2 separate regions of the Homo sapiens genome follow, and region 1 is linked to region 2. Evidence: chromatin loops called from intact Hi-C (ENCODE). Cell type or tissue: tibial artery. All regions are shown on one strand. Links, peaks and the distances in the headings refer to the core of each region. The heading gives the core; the rest is flanking DNA. Region 1 overlaps HLA-E (major histocompatibility complex, class I, E). Region 2 holds the start of VARS2 (valyl-tRNA synthetase 2, mitochondrial).

What was found. Peaks named below come from ENCODE experiments on the same cell type or tissue, not always from the same donor. Only the 100,000 strongest peaks of a DNase experiment are listed, where the experiment ranks them.
Region 1: it touches region 2 in a loop (22-fold over the local background); 3 of 110 quality-filtered maps call a loop at or near these places.

The regions. Positions count from the first base shown.
Region 1 is chr6:30,491,927-30,506,717 of GRCh38, reverse strand. It overlaps HLA-E (major histocompatibility complex, class I, E), which reads right to left. Exons shown (of 8, transcript NM_005516.6): 6 at 14,282-14,314; 7 at 14,135-14,177; 8 at 12,524-13,969. The coding sequence ends at 14,137. Among named protein-coding and RNA genes, the nearest start is that of HLA-E, 9.8 kb to the right of the region's middle. In tibial artery, for the core only: no CTCF peak of the experiment used is centred there; no DNase peak of the experiment used is centred there; H3K4me3 peaks cover 975 bases.
Region 2 is chr6:30,909,672-30,917,760 of GRCh38, reverse strand. GTF2H4 (general transcription factor IIH subunit 4) reads right to left here. Exons shown (of 14, transcript NM_001517.5): 4 at 7,698-7,829; 5 at 7,000-7,096; 6 at 6,820-6,908; 7 at 6,492-6,603; 8 at 6,262-6,330; 9 at 5,994-6,077; 10 at 5,615-5,747; 11 at 5,303-5,433; 12 at 4,604-4,651; 13 at 4,374-4,452; 14 at 3,655-3,950. The coding sequence ends at 3,778. It overlaps VARS2 (valyl-tRNA synthetase 2, mitochondrial), which reads right to left and starts at 3,523. Exons shown (of 30, transcript NM_020442.6): 1 at 3,417-3,523; 2 at 2,724-2,951; 3 at 2,524-2,605; 4 at 2,306-2,406; 5 at 1,894-2,015; 6 at 1,714-1,780; 7 at 1,512-1,609; 8 at 802-883; 9 at 537-656; 10 at 1-66. The coding sequence starts at 2,924. In tibial artery, for the core only: CTCF peaks have their summits at 2,084 (motif pointing left) and 3,437; DNase peaks (open chromatin) are centred at 3,500 and 3,855; H3K4me3 peaks cover 1,952 bases; H3K27ac peaks cover 4,031 bases.

The DNA of each region.
Region 1 (14,791 bases), core at 6,792-14,791, 420 kb after region 2:
AAAAAAAAAGAAAAAAAGAAAACCCGTCTCTACTAAAAATACAAAATTAGCGAGGTGTGGTGGCACATCCCTGTAATCCCAGCTACCTAGGAGGCTGAGGCAGGAATTGCTTGAACCTCGGAGGTGGAGGTTGCGGTGAACCAAGATTGCGCTATTGCACTCCAGCCTGGGCAACAAGAATGAAACTCCATCTCAAAACAAAAATAAAAATAAAAATACAAAAATTAGCCAGGCGTGGTGGCAGATGCCTGTAATCCCTGCTACTCAAGAGGCTGAGGTGGGAGGATTGCTTGAACTTGGGAGGCGGAGGTTGCAGTGAGCCGATATCCCGCCATTGCACTCCAGCCTGGGTGACAGCGTAAGACTCTGTCTCCAAAAAGAAAAGGGAATCCTACCTCCTGAGGGCCTCTGTTACTGTAATTTCTAAAAGTGCCCCACCTGACCCTTGAACCTAATCAACTCAATGTTAAAAGTCATAGCATAGTAGCTAATGCTCATATAGCCCTTTATGGCATTGTCTTACACACTGGCATCCAGCCAGTGTGCACTAGTACAGCCAATACTGATTGTTACAGAAAATAGAATGGTTATCGTGATAGGTGGTAAAATTAATAAGTACTAGAAATTCTAATATCTCATTAACTAATTAACTATTTGTCTTAGTCTATCACAGTGATCATCAATGGATGGGTCTCCTGCACTGCAGCATCTGAGAATCATTTATGGCACCACCGGCTGGTTCAGCCATGTCACCATTGTACATTCATTGTTTTGTGGTTTAGGAAAATCATCAGTTAATTGTTATCCTCACATGCTGTAACTTATAAATAGTATATTTGTTTGGCTTTTCCTTGTTTCTATTGTTATTGTGTTATTATTCATCTGGAAATAATAACTGTGCAGTGTTTTGATATCTATAAATTCAAGAACTTAGAATAGTAAACAGTAAGAGTGAAGTGACAAAGTTTAAATACATTTTATTTATTTATCTATTTACTTATTTTCTGAGATAAGAGTCTTACTCTGTTGCCCAGGCTGGAGTGCAGTGGTGTGATCTCGGCTCACTGCAACTTCTGTCTCCCAGGTTCAAGCGATCTTCCTGCCTCAGTCTCCTGAGTAGCTGGGACTACAGGTGTGTGCCACCACACCCACCAAATTTTTATATTTTTGTTTTATTTTATTTTTTTTGAGACAGAAGGGTTTTTTTTTTTTTTTTTGAGACAGAAGGGTTTTTTTTTTTTTTTTTTTTTTGAGACAGAGTTTCACTTTTGTTGCCCAGGCTGGAGTGCAATGGCGAAATCTCAGCTCACTGCAACCTCTGCCTCCCGGGTTCAAGCAATTCTCCTGCCTCAGCCTCCCAAGTAGCTGGGACTACAGGCATGTACCACCATGCCTGGCTAATTTTTTGTATTTTAGTGGAGACGGAGTTTCACGATGTTGGTCAGGCTGGTCTTGAACTCCTGACTTCAGGTGAGCCACCTGCCTTGGCCTCCCAAAGTGCTGGGATTACAGGCATGAGCCACCGCGCCCAGCCGATTTTTGTATTTTTAGTAGAGATGGGGTTTCGTCATGTTGGCCAAGCTGGTTTCAAACTCCTGACCTCAGGTGATCCATCAGCTTCAGCCTCCCAAAGTGCTGGGATTACAGGCATAAGCCACAGTGCCAGGCCTACATACATTTTAAACATTGCTTTTAGATACTGTAAACATGACTCTTCTGAATCTGAGACAAATCATGAAACCAATGGTATTAATATTGAATCACAGCCTGGAACAACTGATATGCAAAGATTATGGCAGGTGGGAATGCTTTCAGTATTGCATAAGATTCAGTTCAAAGGAAACAATAATTCACATTTCTAAAATTTAATTAAAAACCTGATAATTGGCCAGGTGTATTGGCTCATGCCTGTAATCCCAGCACTTTGGGAGCTCAAGGTGAGTGAATCACCTGAGGTTGGGAGTTCGAGACCAGCCTGACCAACATGGAGAAACCCTGTCTCTACTAAAAATATAAAATTAGCCAGGTGTGGTGGTGCATGCCTGTAATCCTAGCTACTGGGGAGGCTGAGGCAGGATAATCATTTGAACCCAGGAGGTGGAGGTTGCAGTGAGCTGAGATGGCGCCATTGCACTCCAGCCTGGGCAACAAGAGCAAAACTCCATGTCAAAAAACAAACAAACAAAAAACCCCTGATAATTTTGACAAAACTCACAGGTAGCTGATTATTGCTTGAAATGTAAATATTAAATGAAAACGATATGCAAAGCACACATCTTGTGGATGTGTGAAAAGGTGAATGTTCTAGCATATTGTCGGTGCTCAGAATTCAGGGAAAAACTAGTAATAAGAAGAATTTGAAGAATATTATGAATGAGCTTCACATAATGAAGTCTTTGAAATAATAAATCCCCTGAAATACTTTGTATCATAAAAAGAACAAAACATTGAAAAAGTACCATTAGAATGCTAATATTACCTACTGTGTAATTAGTCTACTGCTAAATAGAGTCTTAAAAAAGGTTGTAAATAGTGCATATCATTGCAGTCTACATTAATGGTTACAATGGTCACAAAACGTATATCTACCATGATGAGACAACTTTTTAGTAAATTTATAAATCTAGGCAATCAATCATCACCAAGAAAGCTTCAATTATGTAACAAAAAAAAATTTTTTTTTTTTGAGACGGAGTCTCACTCTGTCACCTAGGCTGGAGTGCAGTGGCGCGATCTCGGTTCACTGCAAGCTCCACCTCCCAGGTTCACACCATTCTCCTGCCTCAGCCTCCCGAGCAGCTGGGACTACAGGCGCCTGCCACCATGCCCGGCTAATTTTTTGTATTTTTAGTAGAGACGGGGTTTCACTGTGTTAGCCAGGATGGTCTTGATCTCCTGACCTCGTGATCCGCACACCTTGGCCTCTCAAAGTGCTGGGATTACAGGTGTGAGCCACCACGCCCGGCCACAAAAATGTGTTTTTATTAGTGACTTAAATACTAAATTTCAGACTTATAAAACTGATGATATAAAACTAATGATTTTTGCTCATCTGAGGAACTGAAATGATGTATCAAGCTTACTTACTCATCAGTGCTCAAGAAAAGTGGTTTTGATGTGAAATGGTTACACAATGCTACAGATGGTTCTAGTATATGTCACAGAGAAAGTTCAGAGAAGCCAAAGTTTTAGAGAAGTCTCTATATGGCCAGGCACAATGGCTCATGCCTGTAATCCCAGCACTTTGGGAGGCCAAGGCAGGCAGATCACGAGGTCAAGAGATTGAGACCATCCTGGCCAACATGGTGAAACCCTGTCTCTACAAAAAAATACAAAAATTAGCTGGGCGTGGTGGCATGCACCTATAGTCCTAGCTGCTTGGGAGGCTGAGGCAGGAGAATCGCTTGAACCTGGGAGGCAGAGTTTGCAGTGAGCAGAGATTATGCCACTGCACTCCAGCCTGGTGACAGAGCGACAATCTGTCTCAAAAAAAAAAAAAAAAAAAGTCTCTTTATATTTTAAATTGGTACTATATAAGTTACTGTATTCAGTGATGTCAGGATGATGCAGTAAAATGTTTAAATGAAAAATTACTTCAAATATTTGCCTCACTAAACTTTATATTCACAACTACATATGAAATAAGCATTTGGGAAAATTAAAAATATTTCTAAAGATACTGGAATTGAAGTCATGAAACTAGAAAGCATATTTGGGCACTCTGTAATAGTGGGATGCCAAGAGCATTAGGGAATTGTACCAAACCTTTTATATTCACTTTAATAGAAGTTGTGAAATGGGAGTAGTAAGTGTTTAGGACATAAACTTTTTTTCCCAGAAATTTGACGTTAATAACTTATATATTAACAGAGATGTCAATGTTATCTTTATCCTTTCCAGAGGAAATATTAAAAATTACAGAAGCTGGATTAATTGTAGAAAAATAAGAATCAGTTAATATATAAAATTAAATACATAAAGCAAAGGGGAAAAAGTAGATAGTATTGTTTAAAAATATGATATACCATTTGAAAGAAAAATGTCAACTTCAAGAGAAAAAGTCAATTAGATTATCTAATAATTTATGTGATTGCAATTGTAGTTTGATGACAAAAGTAAAATATATTAAGAACTTAAAATTTTTAAATTAAGTCAACCATGAAGGATGTTTACAAAGCTTCATAGATGTAACCAATTAAATCAAGACAATTTTTAATTTAATCAATACAATTAAGCCTACTTATTAAAGATGGCTTTTATTAATTGATTTTTGTGGTGGAGTGAACGGAGATATTAAATAATAAGAATTTCTAGGCCGGGCGCGGTGGCTCATGCCTGTAATCCCAGCACTTTGGGAGGCCGAGGCGGGCAGATCACAAGGTTAGGAGATCGAGACCATCCTGGCTAACATGGTGAAACCCCGTCTCTACTAAAAATACAAAAAATGAGCCAGGCATGGTGGCAGGCGCCTGTAGTCCCAGCTACTCAGGAGGCTGAGGCAGGAGAATGGCGTGAACCCGGGAGGAGGAGCTTGCAGTGAGCTGAGATCGCGCCACCGCACTCCAGCCTGGGCGACAGGAGACTCCGTCTCAAAAAAAAAAAAAAGAATTTCTAGGCCAGGCGTGGTGGCTCATGCCTGTAATCCCAGCACTTTGGGAGGCCGAGGCAGGTGGATCATTTGAGGTCAGGAGTTTGAGACCAGCTTGGCCTACGTGGTGAAACCCCCTCTTTACTAAAAATACAAAAAGTAGCTGGGCGTGGTGGCATGTGCCTGCAATCCCAGCTACTCGGGAGGCTGAGACAGGAGAATTGCTTGAACCGGGGAGGTGGAGGTTGCAGTGAGCCAAGATCGCACCACTGCACTCCAGCCTGGGCGACAGAGTGAGACTGTCTCAAAAAAAGAAAAAAAAAAAAGAAAGAAAAAGAATTTCAGACAGCAGTTCAAGGGCTAAAAAATCTTTAACATAGCTGCTAAAGTGAGAGAGGATTTGGCACCATGAACAATATAGTTGATTACATACGTCATAATATACAAACAATTTAATGGGGAAATTATCAGAAGCTTATACAAGGCTCTTTTGTCAAATCATGGCTAACATAGGCATATATCACTTAACCAATAATTACCACCTAAGAAATGCAAAAAATGTTTAAAAATCAATAAATAATTTGGAAATTGTTATAACTATTTAAGAAATTATTTATATTTCAACTGTGTCACTTGGTAAGTAGTTTTATAATCATTTAGTTAGGACAGAAAAATAGCATAATTGGGAAAATTTTATTTATATATTAATTTCCATTGCCATACCAGCTGTCAACTATTTTGAATAGTACTCTTGATCTCACATATAGTTTGCTTGTAGTAAGTATTGATTGAATGGTGTTTGATATAAATGAATGAAGATGACAGTCAGGACACCCAGGACAAGTGAAAGCAGGGCTGAAGGAATGTAAGGGTTGCAGTATTTATTGTCTTTTAGCTGAAATATTTAGAAACAGAAAGGGTAAGCGCACAGAGGAATAGCATAGCAGAAATCATGTGACTTTCTCATGTTAACCCTTCCCCTTGTCCAGACCCTATTTGTCCATATGGGCATCTCCATATAGAGACAAGACTCAGAAGGTTGGATAGCTATACTTCTTTGCCTCTGTTTTCAGGAAGCCAAGTCCTCTGTTCGCTTTGGTTGCCACCACTAACTCGGCGGCTGGGCTGCCCATGTGTAGACAGATGTCTTGAAAATATCAAGTTCCCTAAGCAGCTTGAACTGCAGGGAGGCTCAGAGAGGGTAGATTTCCTGAGCTGCTGACTTACTGCGGGACTGACTCAGTAAGATTCCAGGCACTAGGCAGAGCTAGTTAGGAAAGGAAACGTTTCCTGTTTGCCTCTGTGGGGAAAAAGAACCTACTCTTTGGACAGAGTCACCTGGCTCTAACACCAGAAAGGAAAGCGAGGCGGTGCATCCTCCAGAACAGCAGTAGGCAGGGCCACGGAGCATCCCACAGCCACCAGTGGGGCTGTCCTGCTGTTCTTGCAGTAGTGCCCTGTCTCCCAGAATCTCCCCCTGGTGCTATCTCCACCCTGCCTGAAAGTAGTGAGGAGGATGATGGGGAGAGAGTCAGACAGGCTGGGGTTGGGAAGAGTGAGTGCCCTTGATTTTTCTCTTATCCAAATTCAACTTTCATTTTAGTTTTCCCTCCAATTCCTCAAAGCAAGCATCGCTACTCTTAATTTCTCATATGGAACTACTTAGGGGTGGCAAAAACCTCATGGGACTGGTGGGGCTTCCTGTGCTTTTAATTGAAATGGTTTCTTTGTGGGTTCCCAAAGCTAAATTGTCCTTGCTCACACTGGAAGGAAATAAAGAAAAATAAGTATGATTATTGTACCAAGTAGTGGGATTACAGGTGAGGTTTTTCTTGTTTATTAGAAAATTCTTGGCCAGGCGCGGTGGCTCATGACTGTAATCCCAGCACTTTGGGAGCCGGAGGTGGGCAGATCATGAGGACAGGAGATTGAGACCATCCTGGCTAACACGGTGAAACCTCGTCTCTACTAAAAATACAAAAAATTTTCTGGGCGTGGTGGCATGCACCTGTAATCCCAGCTACTCAGGAGGCTGAGGCAGGAGAATGGCATGAACCCAGGAGGCAGAGTTTGCAGTGAGCAGAGGTTGTGCCATTGCACTCCAGCCTGGGCGACAGTGCGAGACTGTGTCTCAAAAAAAAGAAAAGCAAGAAAATTCTTTTCTTGTTTTTATAGATGTGCAATAAAAACAATTGGGAGAAGAAAGAAGAGTTGACCTGGATTTTCATAATGCAAAGAAAATGGCACCCAAATTCCCACCACAAGGATTTACATGTATTATCCAATTCAATTCATTCAGAATTCCGTGCAGTCAGTCAGATAATTGTTATCCCAGCTTAACTGACAGATGTTAGGAATGAGACTTGAAAGTGCTCAGCCAGGCTGGGTGCGTTGGCTCACGCCTGTAATCCCAGCACTTTGGGAGGCCAAGGTGTGTGGATCACCTGAGGTCGGGAGTTCGAGACCAGCCTGACCAACATGGAGAAACCCCGTCTTTACTAAAGGTACAAAATCAGCCGGGGCGTGATGGCACATGCCTGTAATCCCAGCTACTCCGTAGGCTGAGGCAGGAGAATCGCTTGAATCCAGGAGGCGGAGGTTGCAGTGAGCCAAGATCATGCCACTGCACTCCAGCCTGGGAAACAAGAGCGAAACTCTGTCTCAAAAAAAAAAAAAAAAAAAAAAAAAAAAAAAAAAGTGCTCAGCCAGGATCTCATACCAAGTCTGTGGTGGAGTGCCAAGAGCCAAGATGTCCTCTGCAGAAAGAATCACTTGGTTTTTTTTTTGGTTTTTTTTGTTTTTGTATTTTTTGGTGGAGATGGGGTTTCCCCGTGTTGGCCGGGCTGGTCTCCAGCTCCTGACCGCGAGTGATCTGCCCACCTCGGCCTCCCGAGGTGCCGGGATTGCAGACGGAGTCTCGCTCACTCAGTGCTCAATCTTGCCCAGGCTGGAGTGCAGTGGCGTGATCTCGGCTCGCTACAGCCTCCACCTCCCAGCCGCCTGCCTTGGCCTCCCAAAGTGCCGAGACTGCAGCCTCTGCCCGGCCACCACCCCATCTAGGAAGTGAGGAGCGTATCTGCCCGGCCGCCCATCGTCTGAGATGTGGGGAGCGCCTCTGCCCCGCCGCCCCGTCTGGGATGTGCGGAGCGCCTCTGTCCGGCGGCGACCCCGTCTGGGAACTGAGGAGTGTCTCTGCCCGACCGCCACCCCGTCTGGGAGGTGAGGGGCGTCTCTGCCGGGCCGCCCTGTCTGAGAAGTGAGGAGCCCCTCCGCCCGGCAGCCGCCCCGTCTGGGAAGTGAGGAGCGTCTCCGCCCGGCAGCCGCCCCGTCCAGGAGGTGGGGGGCAGCCCCCGCCCTGCCAGCCGCCCCGTTCGGGAGGTGGGGGGCGCCTCTGCCCGGCCCGTCTGGGAAGTGAGGAGCCCCTCTGCCCGGCCGTCACCCCGTCTGGGAGGTGTACCCAACAGCTCATTGAGAACGGGCCATGATGACGATGGCGGTTTTGTCGAATAGAAAAGGGGGAAATGTGGGGAAAAGAAAGAGAGATCAGATTGTTACTGTGTCTGTGTGGAAAGAGGTGGACATGGGAGACTCCATTTTGTTCTGTACTGGGAGAGGTTCTTCTGCCTTGGGATGCTGTTGATCTATAGCCTTACCCCCAACCCCGTGCTCTCTGAAACATGTGCTGTGTCCACTCAGGGTTAAATGGATTAAGGGCGGTGCAAGATGTGCTTTGTTAAACAGATGCTTGAAGGCAGCATCCTCATTAAGAGTCATCACCGCTCCCTAATCTCAAGTACCCAGGGACACAAACACTGCAGAAGGCCGCAGGGTCCTCTGCCTAGGAAAACCAGAGACCTTTGTTCACATGTTTATCTGCTGACCTTCCCTCCACTATTGTCCTATGACCCTGCTAAATCCCCCTCTCCGATAAACACTCAAGAATGATCAATAAATACTAAAAAAAAAAAAAAAAAAAAGAATCACGTGTACTGGTTGAAACAGCACCAATAAACAATTTAGGCTCTGAGTTGGACACAGTTTGGTAAATACATGTTCTACAATGTTCCATAGTCTTTCAGTGTCCCATGGGATATTTGTTCCCCCATAGAAAGCATAGGTAGAGGTCCTTTACATACCCTGCAGGGACGCTGATTTGCATGGGGAGGGCTGGCACACAGCCTCTGCTGGGTATGAACAGTACAAACCTCTGGAGGCTGTGCTCTGTTCAGGACTTGGAGCTGGTTGGGGACCTCCAATGCCCTGTGCTGACGGCTGGCCTGGGGGCTTCTCCTCACTAGGGTCTTCTCTCAGTCTCTCAAGGTGGGCACAGTCTCTCCTGGACACACAGGCAATGGGCTGGACAAGCATCTCTTTCCTCTAAGGCCCAGTCACCAAGTATTCCCTCCAGGGGACCGGGTTTGGAAATTTTCACTACATATAACAGCCCTTCTGTTGCCTCATATTTTCTAACTCTGGCGTGGTGGTTCCCAGTCTCTTTACCACTGAGGAAGCATAGGTGATTTCTTCCCTCCCTCTGTTTCAAAATGGTTTTAACTACCAAACAAAATCCTCTAAGTGATCATTTGCCTTTCTTTCTTTCTTCCTTTCTTCCTTTCTTTCCTTCTTTCCTTCTTTCCTTTCTTTCTTTCTCTCTCTCTTTCTTTCTTTCTCTCTCCTTCCTTCCTTCCTCCCTCCCTCCCTCTCTCTCTTTCTTTCTTTTCGAAGCGCAGTTTCACTCTTCTTGCTCAGGCTGGAGTGCAATGGTGTGATCTTGGCTCACTGCACAACCTCAGCCTCCTGGGTTCAAGCGATTCTCCTGCCTCAGCCTCCTGAGTAGCTAGGATTACAGGCATGCGCCACCACGCCCAGCTAATTTTTTATTTTTAGTAGAGACAGGGTTTCTCCGTGTTGGTCAGGCTGGTCTTGAACTCCCAACCTCAGGTGATCAACCCGCCTCAGCCTCCCAAAGTGCTGGGATTACAGGCGTGAGCCACCGCGCCCAGGCTTCATTTGCTTTCTTATACTGTTCATCAAGATATATTTAAGGTCATCATGAAGACAAGGTTACATCATTTACAATATATGGAAGTAAGTCCCAGCCCCCGTTAAGATCCTAGTCTGGGCTAGCTGGCTGAGAGGGGCTGTTAAAACTCTAGTAATAGGAATAGCTGTCTCCCTGTCATTCTGCTGCTATGGCAGATGCTTTTTTCCTCTAGGACCACTGACTTCTGGAGATCTATGATTCATAACCTTGTGGCTAGAAATGAGATGTCAAAAGAGGACAAGATCACTCGGGTTCCTCCTTCCCTTGGGTTCCCTCTCCTGGGCCAATTAAGAACAGGCACATGGAGAAAAGAACCCAGAATTATCCCATAATCACACAAAGATCTGTTCACATACAATGGCCCAAGGAGGCAGGGCCTGCCCATGAGTCACCATTATCTACATAATGCAGCCTAACTATCCTGTTTTGCTTTTAGCTATTCAAGACTTTTCCGACCATGGGGAAGTCCCATGGCATGGGCTGTTTTCCCAACAGTATCTTGACTGAATCACTGAGTGTCATGCCAGAGGAGTGGGACCTGGTTGACCCCTCTTCCCTGGTGTCCAGGTGCCCAGGAACCCCTATGTGGTAGTGGGATCCAGATCTAAGAAAGCACAGCTCTTGTGTGGCCTCATGGGGAGTACATGCCTCACTGGGCTGGTTCTAAATTGTTCCAGGGTCAAGCCAGGAGGCATAAAGAACCTGCTCTTTCATCTTCCAACATTTTTTTTTTGGTAATAACCCAATTCCCTGATTAAAACATCTACAGTGGTGTCTTACATTTTTCAAAGCATAACTCAAACATTTTTTCCTTTAGAAAAACCTAAGTCTCCTAAAACAGGGGTTCCCAAGCCCTGGGCCATGGACTGGTACCGGTCCATGGCCTGTTAGGAACTGGGCTGCACAGTAGGAGGTGAGTGGCAGGTGACCAAGCATTAGCGCCTGAGCTCTGCCTCCTGTCAGATCAGCAGTGGGGTTAGATTCTCATAGGAGTGTGAATCTTATTGTGAACTGTGCATGCGAGGGATCTAGGTTGCTCGCTCCTATGAGAATCTAATGCCTGATGACCTGTCAGTGTCTCCCATCACCCTCAGATGGGACTGTCTAGTTGCAGGAAAACAAGCTCAGGGCTCCTACTGACTCTACATTATGGTGAGTTGTATAATTATTTCATTATGTATTATAATGTAATAATAGAAATAAAGTCCACAATACAGGTAACGCGCTTGAATCATCCCAAAACCACCCCTCCGAAAAATTGTCTTCCATGAAACCGGTCCCTGATGCCAAAAATGTTGGGAACCACTGTCCTAGAAAACATAGTTTCCTCCTTGACTTTTGGCATTTTGTACGTTTCTTTCAGCGCTAACCACAATAGTTATCTTCAAGTCTGTTTATTCATTGTTACTAAATCTTAGATTCCTTCAGCGCAGGAACCTTTCTCGCCCCCTAGTCCCACCCTGGACCTCACAACATTCTTTGAACACAGGAAGGGTTCGATAAATATTTGTTAAAGATCCCTTGGAGTCTGGCTTAAAAAGATTTAAGATCTAAAACTGAGGAAGGCAGATCTTTGAGGTGAGGCAAACATAGCCTGCCGATATGGCAGGAAGTAGAAATGGGCAGACCAAGTAGAGAAGGAAAATAGTTCTATACTCCTTATGAGTAGTATATAGGAGTGGGATAAAAAGTAGGATATAGGAGTCCAAATTTCCATCAAATCTATAGATTGATTTTCTTTGCATTAATTAAGACTTCTGGTGGAACGTGGTGGCTCATGCCTATAATCCCAGCACTTTGGGAGGCCAAGGTGGGTGGATCACCTGAGATCAGGAGTTCGAGACCAGCTGGCCAACATGATGAAACTCTGTCTCTACTAAAAATACAAAAATTAGCTGGGCGTGGTAGCAGGCGCCTGTAATCCCAGCTACTTGGGAGGCTGAAGCAGGAGAATCACTTAAACCTGGGAGGCCAAGTTTGCAGTGAGCCAAGGTCATGCCATTGCACTCTAGCCTGGGTGACAAGAGTGAAACTCAGTCTCAAAAAAAAAAAAAAAAAAGACTTATTTGTTGTTGCTAAAATGCAAAGATTCTGGGCTTATGAAGAAACTAATACTCCAGTAGGAATGCTTGAAATAAAAATATCTACCACTAACTGAAACCTAAGTATCAGGTTGCCCATCTTGTGTTGCTGTAATATAATACGCAGACTGAGTAATTTATAAAGCAAAGCAGCCTATTTCATGGTTCTGGAGGATAAGAAGTCTAATATCAAGATCCCGGCATTTGGTGAGTCTTTTTGCTGTATCATCTCTTGGTAAAGGCAAGTGGGTGAGTGAGGGCAAGAGGTTGAACTTGCCTCAACCTCAAGCCCTTTTATAATCAGTATTAATCCATTCATAAAGTTGGAACCTCCATGGCCAGCCAGCCATTAGGATTCACTTCCCGATATGGTTGCATTGTGGATTCAGTTTCCAACACATGCTTTTTGGAGGACACATTCAAACCACAGTACAGGTACTTTATATTAGCTTTATAATGACTCTCCCAAGAAAACAGTGCCACGTACAAGATGAGGAACTGGAGCTCAGACAGGTGAAGCCCCACCGCGTGTCACACAGGAAGAAATGGCAAAGTAAAAATTCACACCCAGGACTCCCTGGGCTTTCTCACCGCACATGTTGCCTTCTTACTGGATATCACCTGACAGAATGAGACTCAGGTGATTACAGGGATTCACCAGGAAAACGGGAAAGTCGGCATGACCAGAACTAGAACATGGGCCAGTGAATGCAGTTCTGGGTGGACCATGGCATTGGAAGCCAAAGGATAGCTTGAATGTGGTTAAAAAATTAAAACAACAAGGCACAAAACGCACAAATGAAATACAAATGATGCTCAAACACAGCTTTTATTTTACTTCAAAGTTTACCTCAGATCAGCCTGGGAAGGTGAGGGGAATGAAGCAGATGCTGTTAAAGGGTCATGGGAGAGAAAAGGTATCTGTGGGAAGAGAATAATCTCTTTTGACTTCGTGTGCTGCCTCACGGACACACTGGAGCAGGGATTGGGCCCCCAAGGCCTCAGGTAGCCCCGTGCCTGTGGCTTTGCTGGGTGCAGCCTACGTGGCTGCTCGAATGGGTTGCAGGCTGGTGCCTAAAGCTTTCCCAAGGGGGCGCTGCATGCTGCCACTGACTCCACAGTTCTGGGGTCCTGGTGGTGGTCAGGTCCTGCTCCCAGCGCTCCACAAGGCACTCTCTCCTGTGGCCTGGATCCACTAGACACTAGACATTTCCCTGGTGGGGGCCCTCTGTGGCAGCTGCACCTCACATTTCCACTTAGCATCACTCTAGTGGAGGCTCTCTGTGGGCTGGGCATGCTAGCTCAGTTCTCTTTTCCTCTTCTTATAAAGCCACCAGTCCCATTCCTGTGATAACCCATTAATCCATTAACCCATGAATGAAGGCACAGCCTTACGATCCAATCACATCTCAAAGGCCCCACCTTTCAGTATTGCCACATTAGGGATTAAGTCTCAACATGAGTGTTGGAGGGAACATTCAAACCACAGCAGTATGAAAACAATATTCAACTCCAAGGTATATGGTCAAGATTACAGGTGGTAAGGAATAGGCTAGAGAATAGGAATAGGCTAAATTTGCTAGAGATGTGCTGTGGAATTATCTGTATTTCTAGCTATGATCTTAGCTTCCTCAAGTCCATTTCATTGCAAGAATATGAAAAATTAAATTGAGATCCAGGTTCTTTTTTTATTTTTCAATTTTTATTTTTTGAGATGGCGTTTCACCCTGTCACCCAGGCTGGAGTGCAGTCGCACAATCCTGGCTCACTGCAACCTCCGCCTCCCGGGTTGACGCCATTCTCCTGCCTCCGCCTCCTGAGTAGCTGGGACTACAGGCCCGTGCCTCTGCGCCCAGCTAATTTTTTGTATTTTTTAGTAGAGACGGGGTTTCACCGTGTTAGCCAGGATGGTTTCGATCTCCTGACCTCGTGATCTGCCCTCCTCGGCCTCCCTAAGTGCTGGGATTACAGGCATGAGCTGCCGCACTCTGCCCAGGTTCTTATTTTTAATAGAAAAGAGAACAGGGAAGGAACACAGGTCAGTGTGAGGAAGGGGGTCATGGTAGACACAGAGGTGGACTGTTTCTCTACCTCCTCACATTGTGCTAACAGGGACACAGACAGATTCAGAGGCCCTTGCAAAAAGAGAAGCCAGAGTCCCCTAAGACACATAGGGGAGGCGTGAGGAAATCCTGCATCTCAGTCGCACACAAGGCAGCTGTGCATCTCAGTCGCACACAAGGCAGCTGTCTCAGGCTACAGAAGAAAATAGTCATGAACAAATTCAGGTCAGTCACGGTAAGTGATGACACTCTGAACAGCCCACCACACACTCAAAAATTCTGAATCAAAAAATCCCCACAACCCAGTCCTGTCCCCTCTGCCCCACCCTCCACCCACTTCAGACCCCCAGAATCTCACCTTTACAAGCTGTGAGACTCAGACCCCTGGGCACTGTCGCTCCCTGGGGTAGAACAAAAACAAGACCTGGTCAGAGCCCACAGGAGATGTGGTGCAGGAGGAATTATAGGGTGGGCGAGCTCCTCCACGCTCCCGCCCCGCACTTACACTCAGCCTTAGAGTAGCTCCCTCCTTTTCCACCTGTTGGAAGAAAATGTCCTGTGAGGGGCCAGGGAGGAGGCAGGGCCATAAGGTCCTAGAGGAACCTCCTAGTTTTGGATCCCAGAGAAGTTTCCTGAACTGTGACTGCAGACCCAGGGCAGGATCAGGAAACGTGAAGAAAGCAGGTGTGGGTCCTGGATCAACTGCCCTTCTGAGGTCTGTCTTCAGCAGGGACCTTCCCCTGTGACCTGTGACTGCTGGGATCAGGTCCCCATCACCACAATCGTCAAGGTGATAAATCTGTCCTTCATTGTCACAGGTGCTTTACAAAAGAGTAGGTGCGGCTGGGTGCGGTGGCTCACGACTGTAATCCCAGCACTTTGGGAGGCCGAGGCAGGCAGATCACAAAGTCAGGAGTTCGAGACCAGCCTGGCCAACATAGTGAAACCCCATCTCCACTAAAAATACAAAAAAAAAAATTAGCCAGGTGTGGTGGCACGCATGTGTAGTCCCAGC
Region 2 (8,089 bases), core at 1-8,000:
AGACACGGGGGTGGGGCAGCCAGGCAGTCGAAGCTGTGTGTGGCCAGGCAGGGGCCGGTTCTCCACCTGGAGGCACCGAGAAAGCTGGGTCAGAGGGCAGCCTTTCTGCAAGGCTCATGCCCAGGCTTCACTCTGCCACTCATCCATCTGCCCAGCCTCCCTGCAATCCATCTAAAAGCCATTTGGAGGATTCGGGAGCTACCTCCCTCTGCCCTCACCCAATGCTCGTGCAGTCACACTTCTAATAAATATTCACTGAGCACTTAAGCCATGGCCAGGTATCTTGCCAAGCACCTATGTGAATTCTCATTTAATTTTTACAACACCCCCACGATGCAAGCATTCCATCATCTCTAATTTACAGACTGAGGAAGCTGAGGCTTAAAGAGACTAAACGGCCTGCCAAAAGCCACACAGCTGTAACAGGCAGGCATCAGATTTGAATCCAGGCACCCTGGCTCCAGAGTCTGAGCTCTTAATCATTGACCACTCTGCCTCAGAGCTCTCACAAACCTGCTTCCCTCTCTCCGCCTCACCTCAATGTCCGAGATGGCTGATCTTAAAGCACATGACCAGTTGACAAGCTGATGGTTCCGGTACAGCAACCCCGCCTTGTAGAGCCGCACAAAAGCTTCAGTCACAGCCACTGAGGAGCCCTGGAATGACCTGAGTGTCCACCTCTAAGAGCCACTTCTCAGCCCATCACCCTGCTCAGGGACCCAGGCATTGCTTCCTCCCTGCCCCACACAGATCCCTAAACATCGCCCATCACTCACAGGGACCAAGGCACAGAACACTCACAACATCCATGGTAAAACACTCTCGATCCCAGTCCAGGGAGGCACCCAGAGCTCGCAGCTGCTCACAGATCTCTCCACCTTTCCTGTGCCCAGAGAGATCCTTGTCAGCAAACACTTCCCAAGCACTTCCTATGTACCAGGCCCAGCGATGCCCCCAGCAATGCCAGGTGTTGGAGGAAAATCAAGTGAGGATGGCATTGATCTAGCCTCTAGAGGCTAATAGAAATGGACTTACAAACCCAGTATGGGGTTTTCTAAGATATTAAAAGAGGCAAAAGATTCTATAGGAAGAGAGGAGGGATAGCCATATTGTGGGAAATCCAAGGATGCTTCACAGAGATGGCATGAGATAACAGACCCAGAAGAATGAGGGTAATTCCATGGGAATTGAAAGGTGGGAATGGGCGAGTGGAAGAAGGTGAGATTTAGACAAGAGAAATTGGGGTAAGTAAAGAGAAAGAAAATATATATATATATATAAATACACACACACACACACACACACACGAATATTCTAATGCATATATAATATCCACACACATAAGGCTTAGAAACTCCACCAAATGTTAACAGGCTCCAGAGCTTCCATCTCTGAGGAAGTCAGAGCTGTGTCGGGAAGAGCCAAGGATTACAAGTCAGGAGTGATAGTGGTGGGAGGCAAGAAACCAAATCTGCCATCTGGGCCCCCCGAGTCCTGCCCATCATACTCACGCCTCCTTCCACTGCCACACCTCCCTAAGGAAGGCCTCCCGGCTCAGCTCATGTCTCCTCACTCCCCGTTCCTTCCACAGTTGTTTCTCCACCACAGCCTGCAGTTGGATTCAGGGCAAATGAACAGAGTCAGGTTGCTTGGTTGCTTTGGGGGAAGAAATTGCTTTTGCCCAAGAAAAGGAACAGGTAACAAAAGACATACTTGTGTAGCAATTCCTGCATGATCTGAACCAGGGACCCACAGCACTTGATCCCCACGCATCCGGTGCCTGCAACAAAAATGCCCTCCTGTGAGCCCCTGAGCTTAAATGTTTATCCTCACTCATTCCTGCCCTTCCTATTTCCCTTCCAAGAACTCAAGCAGCCCCCACTCCCCTCTCACCAGCGCACGAGGGCATCCTGTATGGCCACCGTGAGTGCGTGGCCAATGTGCAGGGAGCCAGTGACATTGGGAGGTGGGATACACATGGAAAAGGTCTCCCCTGTAGCTTGGGGCAGCCGGGCCTAGAGGAAGAAAAAAAGTCAAAGGGGCAAGAGAGAATTGGATTGGGGAAAGAGCACCCTCTACTGTCTCCAGAACAGAAAGAACTTCAAGGAAGAACTGTCCTGCAAATAAGAGGAGAGTGGAGAGGAGGGAATTGGCCAGGGGGAACCTGCCAAGAGAAATCTTTGGAGACACCAGAGCCAGAAAGAAGACAAGGTCTACAATGTGAGCTCAACTCTGAGGTCCAGTTGTATTCAAGGGCCACTCTGTCCTGGAGACAATTTAGGACCCCTCCCTGCCAGATACTAACCTGATATTCTGGTTTGAAGAAGCCCTCTCGTACCCACCACGGGTACCAGGCAGCCTCAACATATCGGGGGCTGTATGCAGGAGGCAGGGGCCCAGAGACATCTGTGAAGGCAGAGGAGAGCTCCACTAACCACTGAACTTGTTCCCAGGCTGCATTTCGGCAGGCCAAATGGGCAACACATATGTGAAAGAAAAGGCCTTCTTACTTATTCTACTTACCTTTCTTTTCACCGGGTTTCGTAGGGATTTCATACAATACTAACTCCTTAGGCCTCCAGGCCTTAATGGATTCTGCAGGTGACTGAGAAGAGAAAGCAGAAGAGGCTGGGATCCAGTATACCCCAGACTGCATTTCAGCCGGTCTCCTCCAGCCCCTCTCAAGTCTCAGAAACCCAAGGACAAGCTGTCTGACCCCTAACCTTGCTCTCCCCTGCTATCTCAGCCTCCAGAGTCGCCTGCTTCTCTCGCAGGCGCTTCTGTTTGGCTTCACGGTTCCTCCGGGAGATGGGAGATCCATGGGGCTCCGACTGTGTAGAAACGGAGTGAAACCTGGGGAGGCCCCGTGAGTGCCTCAGCCCCCAAAATGGTGGTCGAAAAGAGGCGAGAGGCAAATGAGGCATCAGGAGTGTTTGGAAAGGGGCCGAGATCTGTTCTGGATAGAGAGAGAGCACATTAGGATATGGGGGTGGAGAAGGGTCACTCCCCTTGTTCCATCTTTCCTGTCTCTAATTAGCACAGGTCTGTTATTCCAAGTCTCTATTCCCTTCCACAAAACCTTTCCTCCTTGAGAGCTAGAGTGCATGGTATCGACAGACAGCGCCATGGAGCCACGGATATCAGGGCTCTTCCGGAACAGGGCCGGAGTGTCTGGATTCGGCGGTGACCACTGACACATGAGAGATAGGGCTCAGAAACTCAGGGAGATGATGGGCATCAGCGCGCCCAAGAGCCAGCAAGGAGTCCCGCCAGGGCCGCGGCGATCTCCACCTGCACAGGGGCCTCCTGCAGTGCCCACAGCCCGGCGCGGCCAAGCCTTCCCGCCCATCCCAAGGCCTGGGCCCAGGACCCGCAGCGTCTCCCACTTCCCGGAGGCCGCCCCGGCGCGCGCTCACCAGGAGGCCCCGCCGCTATCCCAGGGCGCCCCGCGGCGGCAGGGACTGAGGAATCCACCAAACCCGACCCTGGAACGTGGCCCTGGAGCCGCGCGGCGCATGGGGGCGGGGCCCCGGCCGGCGCATGCGCAGCAGCTGGCTTTGGCCCCACCCTCTCCCTACCGGTCCAAAGGCTGTAGACCAGAGGAGCGAGTCCGCCGCGAAGGCAAACCCCACGGGGAGGCGCCCGGGACCGCACTGCTAGCTATCATAACTTTATTAAACAAGAAAAGCCCTGACGCGTAAATAAAAAACACCTGAGTTCTGATGCCCCGCCCCGCCCAGTCCCGCCCGCCGAGGTCCGTGTCCAAGTCCCGCGCTCTCAGGAGCTATGTTTCTGCCGCTTCCAAAAGCGCTTGACGTCGCTGTGCCCGGCCGGGGTCACCACCATGAGCCGCTTGGCCGAGTTCTCGAACACGAGCACGCCCAGCTCCCGCGCGTGGGCCAGCAGCAGCTCAAAGTCCACTTGCGACAGGAACTGGTTATACAGGACACCTGGGGTCGGCAGGACGGGAGGGGCGCGGGGAGAAGACGAGAAAGTGAAGCTCGGAGCTCCTATTGGGAATCCCCCCAGCTCCTTGGTGGCAGCCCTGGACGCGGTCTGGGCTTGCCCCCACCGCAATTTTACAAACTAATTCTCTATGCTTGTCTGCTCAGGGGTTCATCTTAACACCAGTGTGATCCAGCCATATTCAGAAAGGCCTAATACAAATTACTGTGAATTATTCCCTCACCTAGCCAAATCCAAAGTGCATTGATTTGGGACGATTTGTTTACTACCGACTCACCCCAAAACAACAAAAAACTGTCTTGCCAGCTTTTCTCTCCTAGTCCATGAAGTAAAAAATAAAATGCAGACTGAACTGTCTGCCCTTTCTCTGGCCAATGACCAAGACTTGGCCACCAGAAGCTACTCACCCTCAGTGAACCGGAGTCTGTCCCTTTCCAGCTCCCAGAGCCGGATCTGGTCGGTGATGGTGGGGGGCAGCACAGGTGTCTGCAAGGAGCAAGGGTTGACTGTAGGGACTCAGAATACTGCCCCAGACAACCCGGCCCTCTGTTTCTTCCCCAGATTTGGATGCCCCTTTTTCTTTTCCATCATGTCATCACCAGCTGCCAGCCTCTGACATCTTGGAGCCTGTCTATACCTGTTTGAGCATCACTGGGTGGGCTCTTGTCCTTAGGAAATGGATTATCTAGGAAAACAGACAAGAATGGCATGAGGGCTCCAGCAAGAAGGCAGGAAAGCCATCTGAGCTGTCACCTAATGTCACTGGAACATCAGCTTATTCTAAAAACTCATAACTCCTGTCATCAACTCCACCCATCCCAGTTCAGCTGTTATCCCACGTTGCTGCTCCCAGCAACGTGGGATATTCCTTTTCTGGCACATTCGCCCTTTCCAGTAATGTTTTGTTTTTCTTTCTTTAAAATAGCAGCAGCTACTATTTTCTTTTTTTAGCATTTATTGCATGACAGGTGCTGAGCTCAATGCTTTGCCCCTATTCTTCCAATGAATTATCCCGGCAACCCTGAGGTAAGAACTGTCATTTACTAGATGAGGAAACTGAGGCTCACAGAGGCAAAACAACTATGTCTAGTTTACGCAGTTAGGATGTGGCAGTGCCGAGGCACAAATCCAGATCTATACCTCCTCCCTCCATGTTTTTTTCCCCTCAAGGGTCTACCTATTCTCACACCCAAAGCCTTCATTTCTCTTCAAACACAGACAACTCACCACCACCTATTATAACAGACTCAGAGCTAGCCTTCCATAATGTGACCCCTGTCCCCCGCAGCCCAAGTGCAGCCTGTCTTCCTGCTCCACCTCTCCCAAGTGGGAATACCTGCTGGGCTGTGATGCCACTGGCGATTGCCTGCTGCACACTCTCCCGGGTCACCTGCGCCACCACCATGTTGGGGAACCGATAGAGCATCTCAGAGAAGAGGGCAATGAGGGCAATCTGCAGCTCCGACTCTGAGCCAGGGATAGAAAGAGGATGAGGAGGCCACCCCCACACCCAGACTCCCTCAAGCCCTTCTTTCAAGTGTCATGAGAAATGTCAGAGAGCTCTGTAGACTGCCAGGTAAACACGAACATAAACTGGCATTCCCTCACCCCCAACCTCCTCTTCCAGGGGCCCTCTGTCCCGCCTCACCCGTGTAGGCATACAGTCGGTAATTGGTTTCCACGACAATGAAACCTGGCTGATGCACAGTGCCCCCAGCTCCAGAGACACCTGATGAGAGATTGATGGCCAGGCGTGTGGGGTAGTAACGCCGAGATTTCCTCTGAAAAGAATAGAAAGGCAGATGCCTTGTCTCAGAAGTCACTGCCTTACATCTTCCTGCCTGAAATATCAGATCCCTCCCAAGATGCAGAACCTCAACCCCCAACTTCTCTCCCCCGAGAGACCCAAGTATTCAGTTCTGGCAACTGCTTCCTGCTACTGCCCCAAGACCCCACTCCTTTTTAAAGGCAAAGGCAACACACCACCCTGTTTCTTCCCTGGAAGCCACTTATCTAGGCGCTCATACCTTCCTCTGGAAAACAAGCCCAAACTCACGCAGATGTTGCAGGAAGTTCAACAGAGAATCACTCATACCTTCCACAGAGTAATCCTGAGGAACAGAGGTTTCCAGCTGGGGTCCAAAACACAACCCACCCACCCCCAACCCCATACATTCATTCTTTCTTTCTCCATCTCTGTTCGTTCTGTTTTCATTCTTATCTTCTCAGTCTACTCTACTGCCCCACAACTTGCTTTCCCCTTCCCATCTCTATACCTTTCAGCCCCCTGCTTACCTTGCCCAGAGTAGAGAAGCTGAGCTGGAAGAGGAAGGAGAGAATCTCTACCAGGTCCATGCCCCGGCTCTAGGGAGAAAGAGGCAGAGACAAAGGAGGAGGGATGGGAGGGAGACAATGGGAAGAAAGGGACAGAGAAGAGAAAATCAGGGAACAGTCTGTAGGCAGGAGTCTCTCAGTGAGACCTGAGAGGAGCAGAGCATGCTGGTTAAGTGGCCCTGCCTCCTCACCTGGGCTGTCTGCAAATACTGCAACATAAAGTACCAGAGCTGAGCCGGGGTGTCCAGCAACAGGAACTGGAAGCCAGCGGAAGTAATGCAGGGCGGCTCTCCAGGTTCAGTACTAGAGACAAAGACCAGGACAATGATGGTGATATGCAGAGAAAGACTACTATCCCCACTTGTCCACTCACGTTTTTTCTTGGTATCTCTGGCTATATTCTACTCAGCTTGCCTTTTCCAGCTAATGTCCTCTGATCTTGACTAGCCCCAGATACCATTTCTTAGGGACCCAAGGAGATGGCACAGCAGAGAGCTGCTGTACCTCCGGCTTCCTCACCTCTTCATGAGCCCAGCCTGGCTGAGGAGCTGAGCCAAGTCCTGGCTGACAGCTGCACTGGGGGAGCCCACCATGAAGTGCAAGACCACCTGAAGAACAGAAGAGAACAGGGAGACCATGCCCCAAGGGCCATGGGAAGTAGAAGCACAAGCAGAGACACACACACTCCCAAGTGCTTACCTCCCATCGCTCCTCGGCGTACTTGTCAAGGGAGGGAACGTCCCGGGCATGCTTGTCTGGTCCCAGCTGACTTGTGTCATCAGACCAGGCCTTCCCCCTACGGCCAGGATGGGCCAAGAGTAAGGAACCCTGGCCAGGCGCAGTGGCTCACACCTGTAATCCCTGTACTTTGGGAGGCCGAGATGGGCGGATCACTTGAGGTCAGGAGTTCAAGACCAGCCTGGCCAACATGGCGAAACCCCATCTCTACTAAAAATACAAAAAATTAGCCTGGCGTCGTGGTGGGTGCCTGTAATCCCAGCTACTCAGGAGGCTGAGGCAGGAGAATCACTTGAACCCAGGAGGTAGAGGCTGCCGTGAGTCAAGATTACACCACTGCACTCTGGCCTTGGTGACAGAGTGAGACTCTGTCTCAAAAACAAACAAAACAGAACAACAAAAAAAGAGTAAGGAACCCTGTCTGTGTTCCTTGCTGCCCTCTGCCATCTTTCCACCCTTATCCTCAGGGGCCATGAGTGGGGGACATTTCCTACACCACACACTACATCTGGTCCAACTTACTCCTAAAGGAGTTCCCAACGTGGAGACCACAAGGTTCTGGGGAGGCCCCCAGGAGCTCCCCCTCCCAAAGTTTAATTAGTGGTTTAATAAGCAGCAGTTCCCCTGCCCTAGCTTAGGAAGAGAGAGAAGTGACATACCCACCCAGAAGGGCAATGCGGAGGTTCTGGCGGAAAATGGGGTTGAGGATGAGGCCCTGGAGCCCGCCTGGGAGCAGCTGTGTGTGCCAGATCCGGAGGCCGCTCAGCAGCCCTGTACTTTCCTCCTGAGCCCTGGAACAGAAGCAGAGAGGTGAGTAGGGTATTTGGAAAACAAAAAGGAGGCCCATAAAAGCCACCATCTCTGCCTGTTCTGAACTTGCTGACCCTTGGAACACTGTTCCACAGAGTGAAATTAGTATCTTCCTAAGACAAATTCTTTACTGCATTACTTATCAGAGCCTCATTACAGATATCACACATAACTCTTTAAGAGGGAAGATACATTTGAAAGCAAGATCTCAGCTGGGAAATAAATAAAAGGGAAAAGGCAA